3 separate regions of the Homo sapiens genome follow, and regions 1 and 2 are each linked to region 3. Evidence: chromatin contacts called from ENCODE Hi-C or POLR2A ChIA-PET data. All regions are on one chromosome and are shown on one strand. The core of a region is the stretch at or near the end of the contact, and the rest is flanking DNA. Distances in the headings are between cores, read along the strand shown. Region 1 holds the start of LINC01101 (long intergenic non-protein coding RNA 1101). Region 2 has its middle 59 kb from the start of LINC01101. Region 3 has its middle 54 kb from the start of INHBB.

The links. A loop is a pair of places that touch in the nucleus more often than their neighbours do. ChIA-PET counts read pairs that join two places held with the same protein, here RNA polymerase II (POLR2A). Pooled maps may share reads with other maps.
Region 1: a loop to region 3 is called in a map of HepG2, with 10 times the contacts of the local background. The contact joins the promoter of LINC01101 here to the enhancer-like site in region 3. A Hi-C loop is called at or near these places in 6 of 168 maps with a recorded cell type or tissue (Caco-2, DLD1, HepG2 and 3 more) and 1 of 50 pooled maps. POLR2A ChIA-PET finds 5 or more read pairs at or near these places in 3 of 52 experiments (Caco-2, HepG2 and WTC11).
Region 2: a map of PC-9 shows a loop between it and region 3 (2.5-fold over the local background). The contact joins two enhancer-like sites. A Hi-C loop is called at or near these places in 2 of 168 maps with a recorded cell type or tissue (PC-9 and adrenal gland). POLR2A ChIA-PET finds 5 or more read pairs at or near these places in 2 of 52 experiments (HepG2 and PC-9).

The regions. Positions count from the first base shown.
Region 1 is chr2:120,464,715-120,468,782 of GRCh38, forward strand. LINC01101 (long intergenic non-protein coding RNA 1101) reads right to left here and starts at 1,635. Exons shown (of 1, transcript NR_027181.1): 1 at 1-1,635. RefSeq lists an enhancer at 1,389-1,931.
Region 2 is chr2:120,523,810-120,527,845 of GRCh38, forward strand. No RefSeq gene overlaps it. Among named protein-coding and RNA genes, the nearest start is that of LINC01101, 59 kb to the left of the region's middle. Within about 2 kb of position 1,559, at least 5 of the 41 ENCODE cell types and tissues checked have a DNase peak (open chromatin) inside an H3K27ac peak, as active enhancers do.
Region 3 is chr2:120,398,106-120,401,983 of GRCh38, forward strand. No RefSeq gene overlaps it. Among named protein-coding and RNA genes, the nearest start is that of INHBB, 54 kb to the left of the region's middle. Within about 2 kb of position 1,251, at least 5 of the 41 ENCODE cell types and tissues checked have a DNase peak (open chromatin) inside an H3K27ac peak, as active enhancers do; they include PC-3, where a contact is called at or near this core.

The sequences.
Region 1 (4,068 bases), core at 385-2,884, 67 kb after region 3:
GGGCTTAGACACGTGTATGGTCCATTGCTGCCCTCCAGGGATGAGGCTCATCTCAGGACCGTGCCCTGGCTTCTGTCAAGGCGGCTCTGTGGTTGTTCGGGGCCTACTCTGTCCGGCCACAGCTCTGGGCCTTTTTCCACCAGCCTTCTTTGAGCTCTCCCTTGGCTTTGGGAGCAGCATGAGATTTTTCCATGCTTCCGGCTCCGTTGCCCACAAGCTGAACAGTGACTTGGTGTCAGGGTGGCAAAGAGAATAGGTGCCTTACTGGGAATGGGCAGTGGTGGGGGATCAGGGAGAGGGAGGCTAGAGGGTGGACAGGACCTCCCAGCAGCGGCAAGAACAGCTCCAGCTCCTGCCTTCTTGGAACCCTTCTGCCATGGAGCCCCCCAGGCTGAGGAGGCCTCATGGGGGCCATTTCGCACACCAAGAGGCTGAGTCACTTGCCCAAGATTGGGCCTCTGGTGAGTGACAGGCAATTGGACCGGTCAGGGTGACCCGGGGCATGCGGTCTCACCACCTCACCACAGTGCTCTCTTCCCACGGCAGCACCCTGCCTAGAGGATGGTGGCTGGGCCAGGCGCTGCCCCCACTGCCTCACAGGCCTCTTGGGGGTCAGAGATGGACAGGGGTTTAGGTAGTCCCTCCTCCATCCTGTCCTCATGGATGGATGCCTGTGCCCTCCCTAGATTTTTCTCACGGTCCGAAGGAAGGGCTAGCCCCTGGAGAGCATCTTATCTCTTGTTTGATGGATGGCCCAGAGAGGGTGAGTGGCTTGCCTGGGGCCACAGAGCAAACTGGAGTCAGGGCCACCCAAACACAGGAGTCCTGACTCCCAGACACTCATGCACTGGCGGGGCAGGGCCTACACTGTCTTCCCTGCTTCCCAGGAAGATACCTTGTGGGTAGATGTGGGAGGGAACAGGCCGGCCTTGACCAGTGCCATCCACTCAGCTGTTAAATATTCTGGGAATCCATAAAACTGACAGCCAACTCGTGGGGATGGTCGTGGCTCCTGTGTTCCCCACCAACCAGCAGGGGCACCTGGGGAAACCTCCAGTGCAGAAATCGTACTCTGCCATTTCCTGTATCTCCAGCTATTCCCCATCTGAAGAGTGAGGTGGTTAGACCAGGTCCCTGGTTTTCTTCCAGTCACCCCCTGCTGGAATGCCAGGAGCTCTCTTCTGTGCTGGGGGAAGCTGCCGCTGGCCTCAGCTTCCCCATCTGTGAGATCGGGCTCCATGCCCGTCTTGTTGGACTCATCAAGAGACCCATGGGGAGGAAAGAGCTTGCAAGGAGAGCAGCTAAGGAAAGACCGGAATCGTCCGAGCCCTTTGTCCCTTCCTGTATCAGCAGCAGGCGACCTGCCCACCAGCCGGGGCCTCCCGTTCCGTTCCATTCCGTTTAAGTAAGCTCTTTCCCTGTGCAAGGGAGCAACCGACCTCAAAGGCCCGGCCCACAAAGGGGCCCCCGACATGGCTGGGAACAATGCGGCCTGTTTACCTGACAGATTGTCCGCTTTCTTTTCATCTCGTAGGAAAAGAACTCCCACGGGGAGCCGCTAATCCCAGAGTAAACAGATGACCTCGTGGTGCCTTTCTCCCGGAGGTGGGGTTCCTAGCGCAGCACCCCAACTGTGCAAACAGACCCTGGAGGGCTCGATGCGCCTGCGGGGGCGTGGCTGGGGACCTGGGCCTGGGCCAGGAGGGGCCTTTCCCTCTCGCCAGCCCTCTTTTCTTCCTTTGTGATTTCAATTGAATGGGGAGAAGCTCAAAGGCAGGGGCATGAAAGGTCAAAGCCAATTTGCAGGGCCAAGTGTGGGGGAGGAGAGAAGGGCCCAGACCAAGCATTCTTTTTGGAGGCCTGACCTTGACCTGGAAGCAACTCCTCCCTCTCTCGGCTCTTCTGAGGACACTGCCCTGGCAGAGCTGGCTTTGCCTTCTGGCCACCCCCCTTACTAGCTGTGTGACAGAGGCCAGAAAATGCTCCTTTCTGAGCCTCAGTTTCCTCATCTGGAAAGCAGAGATACAGGGACCTGTCGGGTAGGACTGCTGTAAAATATTGTGGTGTGCTTTCCATAAGTGATGGCTGTTTATGATTAGGGAGGGAGTGAGGCTGAGTCTTGAAGCTGGAATGCCAGTGGAGGCCAGAGGGTATTCCAGGCTGGAGGGACAGGCAGAGCTGGGACAAAGGCACTCAGATGGCAATGAATAGTGTTTGTCTGGGAGACTGAATAAAATAGGCTCTGAAGCAACATATTATTGTAGGGTGGTTATTTCTGGGAAGGAAACAGAATTCCCCCTCTTCCCAGCAGTGTGACCTTGGGCGAACCATTTGACCTCTTGATCCTTCAGTTTCCTCGTTTATAAATGGGGATGCAAAGTCTTGTATCGAAGGACTTTCATGAAGATGAAAAGAACCTGATGTACAGCAGACACTCAAACATTAGCTTTTAGGGCTTTAGAAAGGTCAAGTTCTCCCAGTACTTTGGGAGGCTGAGGCAGGTAGATCGCCTGAGGTCAGGAGTTTGAGACCAGGCTAGCCAACACGGTGAAACCCCCTCTCTACTAAAAATACAAAAAATTAGCTGGGTATGGTGGCACATGCCTGTAATACCAGCTACTTGGGAGGCTGAGGCAGGAGAATTGCTTAAACCCGGGAGGCGGAGGTTGCAGTGAGCCGAGATTGTGCCATTGCACTCCCGCCTGGGCAACAGAGTGAGACTCTGTCTTGAAAAAAAAAAAAGAAAGGGCAGGTTGTAGGTTCTTTATGCCCTGAATGAGGCTGTGGGAGTCTGGTGGAGTCAAAGACACAGGAGACCCATCACGCCCACTTGGTCACTAGCAGACAGCCCTTTCCCTTGGGCTGCAGGGAGCCAGGGTGGGAGCCTCACAAAGGGTGTAGCCTTGAGCACCCAGCTGGCCCAAGGGCCTGAGCCTGCAACCCCCCTTTCCTGGGCTGTATCTTCTGGTCTGTTCCTTGGATCTCCTGGGCCTGCTCCTCTCATCTTAGCCCTCAGGAAGTCCTTGATCCCCAGCCCCTATTTGGGGTAGAGAAGGTGAGAAATGCTTAGGGTAAGTTATACTGCCACTGGCTTCTTCAGCATCAGACCCCTGATTCAAACATGTGGTGAGTTCCTGGGCCCCTTGGCTTTCCCTAAGGGCCAGCAAAGGGCCTTTTAAAGAGAAAGAAGAAAAGGTAAGTAGGGAGCATAATATTTGATGAGCACGTTAAAGCGTTCATTCATGGGTATCAGATAGAAACGTTTGGCTTCACTTAAGGGGAATCTCAACTCACTGTGGCTTAAACAAAATTAGGTTTATTTTTCTGACATCATAATTCTGAAAACGAGTGGTTGATGGCCTTGGTCAGCTGCTGGTGATGCCAAGTACTGGGCTCTTCCCAGCTTTCTGTTCATCGTCCTTAGCACGTGGGCCTCCTCGTTGCCTTGTGGTGGCAAGATGGCAGCCTCGACTCCCTGGGAAAGTAGAGGGTCTCCCAGGAGCACCCTGTTGGTGTCTCATCGGCCAAAAGTGGGTCACATGGCCAACCCTGGCAGCAAGGGATGCTGGGAATGCAAACACTTGGATGTTCTTCTGCAGTGTTAATGGCAGGGCCAGGCAAGCATGGGTGGGAGGTGTGGGAGTGAGCGAATGGGAGTGGAGTCATCCAAGCAGCCACCTGCCGGAGAAGATAGTACTGTAGTACTCACAGCCCAGTCTTACATATGGAAAGCTGGTGCCAAGGGCAGAGAAATGCTTACTCAATAGCAGTTTGATTGATCTACTTAGATATTCTGGGCCCACAACCAGAGATCCAGAGATAAAAGTAATTTCCTTGCCTTCCAGAGAGAGAAGGAGAATAATAATAGTAATAATAACAGTATAATAGCTTAAGTTCACTAAGTGTGTAGTGCTGGGTGCTTATTGAGCACTTTCCAGACTTTATCTTGCCTCATGCCCACCCAACCCCAAGCGACAGGCACCATTCTAACTGCTGTGGAGGAAACAGAGGCTCTTTGAGGCTCAGTGAGGACTGAGGCACACAGGCCTGCCCCCCTCCCACAGCATG
Region 2 (4,036 bases), core at 309-2,808, 130 kb after region 3:
TGAGTAGATCTTCCTGGAGTAGGGTAGGCTCTGTGCTATGTGACTGTGTCCTTGGAAGAGAAGAGACAAGAGACACACGCACAGGGAGAAGTCCATGAGACGACAGGGGCGGAGGTGGGAGTGATGTCACTATAGACCATGGAGCACCAAGGACTGGCGGCCACACCAGGAGTTAGGGAGATTCAGGGTGACTTCCACCCAGTCTCAGAGGAGGCAGGCCCTGCGGCCAGCTTCATCTTGGACTTGTGGCCTCCAGAACTGTGAGACAGACATTTGTTTGAAGCCACTCTGTTTGTGGCACTTTGTTACAGGAGCCTAGGAAACTAATATGATAACCAAACAAATGACTACAGGCTGGGAAGGAAGTCCCCAGCAAATGGTAGCTGCTCATTTAGGGCTGGCGGATCCATGCTGTGGGAGGTGGAGGATGTGAAGAAGCCAGACTCGAAGAGGGCTGAGCATCTGCTCCCTGCTCCCGGGTCTGGCTGTGGGCTCCAATGTGGCTCACAGGGACCCACGGGGCTGGCCAGCCTGTGGAAAGCACTGCTTCTGCTTTCTGATGTGCATGTCTGACCTCGAGGCCATGGGTCAGCCATCAAAGGTGAAGAGGGTGCGGGCACGGAGTCTTGCTGACAGAGTCAAGGGTCTCCAGATCAGCAACACCTCCAAGAGGATGCAGCTGCCTTTGAACCAAGCATTCTGGACAGACAGAAAACAGGCCCTGGGGCAGGGTCTCCTCCCTCCTTGAGCCTCCGTCCCCCTCGCTAAGGCCCCCCTTACAGAAGACTGTGCCCACTCTCACACCTACTTGGTCCAAACACCTTGAATCTTAGCAAGAGCCCTGGAGAAGTATTTCGGAAGCCCTGTGAGGGGGTGCTGAGACCCCGGGTTAGAAGGAGCATCCCCGTGTGCTCCCCGGGTTTGGAGTGGGGCATTTACACAGTGTAACTTCCTTAACCTTCACAGCCGACTTGATAGGAGGGCACCACTATGCCTATGTTACAAATGTGGAAACTGAGGTTCACTGGATTAAGTAACTTGTCCAAAGGCACAAACTAAGCCAAGGTCAGAGTTAGGCTTTGACCCTGGTTCCCTCTGACCTCACAGCCTGAGCCCTCTACCTGCTGTTTCCCTTTTTAAGGAGAAAAATTTCCCTTCTGGCTCTTCCGATTCCATTTACTTACCTTGAAACCCCTTTCTCTTCCCAGTAGTTAGGGATGCCAGTGCCATTAATAATTCTTTGTAGGTGCAATTCTGAGTCCCTTCCCAAACCAGTCAATATTTTCCCCCAGGGCCCTTGAAATGTCAGGCTCTACAGAAAGAGCAGACGCAGAAATTGGGGAAGGCAGGAAAAATCCTGGGGTGTGAATCCTACACTTGGCTCAGCCATTAACTTTTTCCAGAACCCTAGGCAGGAGACAGGAACTTCCTGTGCTTTCGATGTCCTGTGTATGAGTTACCTGTTGGAAGTGACAAACTGCCCCAAACTTGGTGACTGAAAAACAGATTTGCTCAGGACTCTTGCCAGCCCCGTTTATTCAGTCATCTGGAGGCCTTCTAGAGGTCCGCGATGGCCTCTTGCTGGCATCCAGCCAAGGCTGCCAGAGGGCAAGCCCCGGCTCATCAGCCCTCTGCTGGCCTCACCTCGGCTAATGCCAAGCAAGTCACATGGCCAAGTCCAGGGTCAACGTGGGAGGGTCACAGGGCATGTATACCAGGAAGTGGGATTGATTGGGGGCATTTATGTAACAATCTGCCGCTTCCTGTATGTCTCAAATTAAACATTCTAAAATGCAGAAAAACATTCCTAGATCAAGTCGTTTTGCTGTCATTGTCTCTGCGTGAAATAACATTCATGTAGGGCTTTACGATTGACAAAGAAACCACTTTTGACATAATGATGCTGTTTAATGTATCCACCTACCCTCTGAGAGAGAGGTCATTTTGTAAATTGGAGAAGCGAGATTTGGAAAAGTTAAAGCAACTTGTACAGGCACAGGTTAACAAGTGGGGTGGGGGCAGGACCCAGGCCAGACAGCATCTGAAGCCCATTTACCCTTCCCACGTGGACGCATCTGTCCCTCTGAGTTACTGTCGTCCCTGGACCCTGCCAGAGCAGGGCTCAGCACGGGCTGAGGCCCTCTCCCCTGGCAAAGGGGCTGCCTTAGGAAGAACCCAGAGCCATGTGTGGTTATCCAATCGTTGTGAAGTCTGGGAGAGAGGTGAGATGGGCATCTCACGTCGGAGAACCAGCTTTGCTGCCCCACCCAGGGGCCATTCCCATGGGAAGGGCACAGCTGCAGCGACTCACACACCCACTGTCTGATGAGTCTCCACGAGAAATGGCTCAGGACCTGTGGAAGGAGAGGGTCCCGGAGGTTAGGCTGGGGCCCCCGGGGAAGGCTGAAAAAGCTGCGATTCCTCAGCTGCAGCAGCCAAGTTGAATGGCCTGGTGCCCTTGTTTCCCTGCTGAGTGTGGTTCCACAGCACCGGAGCAAGCTGCGACTGTGCCGTCACCAGCCTCAGAAAGTCCCTCTCTGGACCAAGGGCTGCTTCCTACTATAGACTTGGGCTTCCGTCTCATCCAGGGTCTCATTTGGGACGCGTTGTTCCTTCTGGCAGTGACGCCATCACCTGCTTCTAGAAGGGAACCTGCCCATTCATGTGGGCGGGCAGCTGCTGAAGAGGGAAGATTCATTGTTTAGGACCATTTGCATAAGTAACGTGTGCTGCCTGCAGGAGGAAAAAGAGGCTACTCTGCGCTCCTGGGCTACTTCTCAGAGTAGATTCCAGCACATCTTCCTTTCCAGATTGACTTCAGGTCACACATACATATGAACACAGATGACACACTGGAGTGAGGCCCCAGGCACACATCTGATGTACAGGCGTCCATCTGTGGAGCGAGCCCACACAACATACAGTGACACTTTACACGGGTGTGTATATGTGTACCTTAACATGAAATCTGTATATAAGCACCACGTATGTGCATACTCTATGTAAGTGTGGTTAGACACACGCACCTGGTATTTATGTGCCATTTCTATAACTAGGCAGGTCAGCTCTGGACACGCGCACCTGTGTGCACTATGTCTGCACCCACACCCGCATAGCATGTGTTTGCATATGCTGTAGGAGCATCTGTCTATAAACACACATTGTAAGTCCTGTATGTATGTTGTGTATGTACTCATAAATATGCAGTCTGTTTACTCTAAATTCCTTATAAACGCACACAGCACACGGGCATGGGCACCTGAATGCCTGCGTGTGTGTGCACGTGGACACTGATGCGCCCATTCCTGTCTTTTGGAGTCAGTTGTTGCCTGGGCTAGCCCTGCCTCGGCCCCAGGTTCCACCTTTGTGTTTGTAAACAGTTCTGGCGCCGTCCCTCCATCACAGCTTAATAGATATTGTGCCTGAGCTCTTCTAATCCTCCCATGATTCAATCCCCTAATCACAGAGCCTGATCTCTTGGAATATCTGCTTGGAAAGGAGAGGGGATGTGGCTGGTCTCATGGCTGTTGGAAAGAAGGGACTCATTCCTCCCTTGTCCCGCCCAGATGCTGTGGGGCTCTCCAGGTGTGACTGAGCTTGGGACCAGGGCACACTGAGCCTGCCGCTGGCTCTGAGAGAGGGCTCTAAGGGCCAGGCCTGGATCTCCATGACACCTGGCACCTCCTCCAGGAAGCCCCTCACCCCGCTCTCCCTGGCACTGCTCTGACTGGACCTAGCACTCCACTGCACTGAAGTCTCTTGGGTCTCCTTGTCTGTCACCTAGCAGCTGTCTCTGATGTGCAGGCTGGGGGTGGTGGGTGGGGGTACAATGCCTCTTCTCTACTCCTCAGGTCCTGTGAGGAGGGATTCCTGCCAAGCACCCCCAGCCTCCTGCCCCAGCTCCCACCTCTTACCCCAGAGCGGGAGGAGCGCCCGGGGAACACACACTCAGCAAGCGGCTGCGCTCCTCAGAGCTGCTGGTGCCTGGGGATGAGTCCTGGGTGGGCCGTGTCCCGTTGCTGCCCCTCACCAAACC
Region 3 (3,878 bases), core at 1-2,500:
GCCTGGTGTATAGTAGATAAGTATTTGTTATTTTTAGCATTTATTTCTTCATTCTTTCCTTCCCACAAGTGTTTGTCAAGCACAAACTATGTGCTAGGCCCTGGGGATGTAGCTGAAAGTAAGGATCCCAGTGCCTTGGAGCATATTGGTTCCAGCCCAAGATACCTACTGCAGCAGCTGCTCTGTGGGTGACGTGAGTTCCAGGGCATGAGCCTGATTTTTAAATTGCAAAGTAATAATGATGATACCAAATCTGGGGCCAGGATGGGAAGCAGGTATCCTTCTCCCCAAAGGCCTCCCGGCAGCTGGCTGAGAGACACATTCTATGTGGGAGGCAGGAGGCAGGAGCCCCAAGTGTTGGAGCCGTGGGTCCCCTGAATGCAGAGTGAGTTACTATGGTCAGGAATGGGGTGGGTGCTTGCTGGCAGGGCTGTTTTTGTCGTGAGCACAGAGATGCAGCCATTTGCCCGGAGTAACTATGCACACTGGACTGGGGCTGCAGCAGTCACGCCTACCCAACCCCTGCTCCCCTGCTTGCCCTCGGTCTGGTGGTGTCCCTGTTTCCCTTTCCCTGCACGGCTTCCGTCCCCTCCTCCAGCATGCAGGGGCTCCTTGAAGCCACGTCTGTGGCCTTCTTGACCTTCAGCCCCGTAGCCAGCCATCCCCAGCCCTCAGATCAGACTGGTCCAGCCCTTTTATTCCCGGGGCCCTCTGGACGCTGCCTTCCCCACTTGGCCATGTCAGGGTTATCTCCAACTGAGCACCACCTACCCTCACCCCACCCCCAGCCTAGCTGGCAGGTGGCCCCGAGGCAAGCCCAGGAGGATGCCTGCTCATCTGGGTGCAACACCATCCAAGCCTCCCCCGCGACTTGAAATCCCCCTCCCCATCAGCAAGGGTGCAATGCTGGGGCACTCAGAGACGTGAACCCCTTGACAGGACCCTGCCCGGCCTTAGGAAGCTTGGGGGCCCCCGGATGATGATAAGCTGGATGCTAAGAAGCCAGGTGGTCTGGGCAGGGCTGGACTCTCTGTGACCTGGGAGGCCAGGACATCCAGGGCCCTGGCAGAGTCGTCCACCAGGTGTCCATCCTCATGGGCCCCACTGTGGGGGCAGTGGAGCCACCCAGCATGGAGTGTGTGCTGTCCACTGCTATGGGTCAACAGGCACAGGAATGAAGCCCCGGGAGGTGCTGTTTGTCCTGGTGTTTGTAGAAAGCAAACAATGGGATGCCTTTGTGAGTGCTCACACCGCACTGGGTGCCCGGGAGCGTTTGGCTTTCATGCCTGGCTTTCATGTCCCCACTGAGCAGGCTTCTACCACCCCACCCTCAGGTGAGATCACATCTCCCCAGTCCTCGCCACTGCCACACCCTGGTTCAGAGGTCCCTCGGGGCACCCGGAAGCTGGCCCTTCGTCCCAGCCTGGGCTGGGGCTGACTCTCAGAGCTGCGGGTCCTCACGTGGAAGATGGACATGAGACTCGTGTTCTGACCGAAAGAGTTGCTGTCAGGGTCCGAGGAACTTGCGGGAAGTGACTGTATCAATATAACCACACTGTCACAGTGGCTCATTTTTGTCGTAATGATTAAGAATGCTGTTGCTCTGATTTGGTAGTTAACTGTCACTCCGAGGTTCTCGAAAAGACAGTAAAAACAAGCCAGTCAGAGTGACATTCCTTCATTCACTCAAAAATATTGGTTGACTACCTACAGTGTGTCAGGCACTGTTCTGGGCCCTGTAGACCAGACACTCAAGGCTAGGGACGAAGCCTCCTTTACCAGGCCTGCCACGTGGTCAGACAGCAGTGTCCAGAGATAGGCGGTGGGTGTGTGGGGCACTGTTTGGAGACTGACTGTCCCAGAAGAAACCAGGACAGCCAGAGGACAGAGGTCCTGGCACGTCCAGTGGAGGGGAGGAGGTGTCATCCCATGGTCGACCTGGAGACTGCAGTTCAGGGAGGGGGACTGGTCCATGAGGTCAGCAGTGGCAGGGCTACCACCTGTGCCTCTCGCCTTCACACTCACCATGCCCACTGCCTCTCGGGTAGATGGAGGCACAGCTGGCCCTCCCGGGTCCAGCGGGAGAGCAGGGAGAGGGAGAGGATGAAAAAGCAAGTCACATGGATTTGCTAGCTCCGACCCTCCAAGTCGTCACTGGCCATCTGCTGGCATGGTGTCCACTCCTGTGCGGGGAGAGACTCCACAGGTCCCAGATGGAGCTGCTTTTCTTCCCTTGCAAATGGATTTCCCTTTCTGTCTTCCTAAATACCAATATAGCACATTCATTTACAGATCCTTTATTCATTCATCATATTTTGTCAAACAAGGCAGAGTGCTAGGCACTGGGATCAGCAGGGAACAAAGTAGATCAAACCCCTGCCCTCCAGGGATTCACATTTTGGCGTGTGGGTGGCGCGGGTTTGGGAGGGGTGAAACTTGGAGAAATCTGTGTACATGTCAGGTGGGGCCGAGGGGTAGGGAGGAGAAAGCGAGTGCCAGGTCCCTGAGCTGCTCAGCAGGGAAGCTCCCAGCCTTTCTGGCTTCCTCTATTGGCCTCAGAATACCCAGCTCCCGCTAATTCTGCCCAGGCTGTGAGTCCTCATCCCTGGTTGCCCTGCTGCCTGGGTTTGTCCCTAGTCCTTTCCTGCCTGGCCTGGTGCATCCCCCTCCATCCAGCCTCCTGAGACACCTGTGCCCCTGCCTCTCTGCACGTGAATCCCCCTTTAGGCAGCTGCTGCTCCCCTAGTGGTCCGACTCCAGCTCGTTGGGCCCCGGAAGCTCTTCTCAGCCAGGCCTCGACTTCCTTCCTGGCCTCACCCCTGCTCGGCGCTGATCCCCCGGTTCCAGTCCCACTCAACCTTTTCCAACGTGCACAGTGCCCATGTACCCTTGTGCCATTTTGTACACAATTCTCTCCACGTGATTGTCTTTTCCCCACTACCTCCTTCGGGGATTGACTTAGCTTCTCTGAGTCTCAGTTTCCTCATCTGTAAAACACGATTAACAAAAGGCTGTTGTGCAGATTAAACAAGGTGCTATATGGAGAACACGTGCCTAGCTATAAACCTGAAGCTTATGGCAGGGGCTTCATAAATGTTGGTGTCCAAACTTCTCTTCCCTGTGAGTGATGGGGAGCCACGGTGGGCTGAAGAGGGAGTGCTTGATTGGAACTGTGCGGGGTGGGGGTTCTTCAGGGCAGAGGGGCTGTCGATGGGCAGAGCTGCTCAAAGGGCGAGCTGATGGTTCTGGGAGGCAGTGAGCAGAGTCTGAGGCAAGGTGGTTACAGCAGGAGGGAGGCACAAGCCGCAGGCCTGATGATCCTGCCTGGGAGGGGAGGCTGAGGGAGGGAGAGATGGCCAGTGCCACCGAGCTGTCCATTAGGGGCATTGAGGTGGGACTGGGGAGGAGGGAGGCTGGTGGCAGGTCTGGAAAGAAGCAGGAAGGTTTGGGAGGAGCAGGGGAGGGGACCATCCCAGTGGAGGATCTGGCAGGCAGCAGGGAATGTGGGTCAGGACCCAGGACAGAGGCCAAGGCTTTCAGAGAGAAGAAGTAGCCTGCCCAAGGTCCCAGGCCATGGCTGGGCAAAGTGCCTCTGGACTGGGAACTGACCCATCAGACGAGGCTGTGTCCAGAAATGGTAGAAACCTCCCATCTTTGCTGTTCTAGGGCGTGGATGGGTGGCCAGATTTGGGCAGAGCACAGGGTACCAGGGCTAGAGGCGTTCACCCCATGGGACCAAGCACTGACCTGGCAAAGCCAAAGCACCAGGCCTGGATGGGTTCTGGGGCCACAAGCTTGGCCAATGTGTAAACACATGGTCACCATGATAACACAGGTGTCCAGTATGTGGGACACTCCAGAGAGCAGGAAGGTCAGGG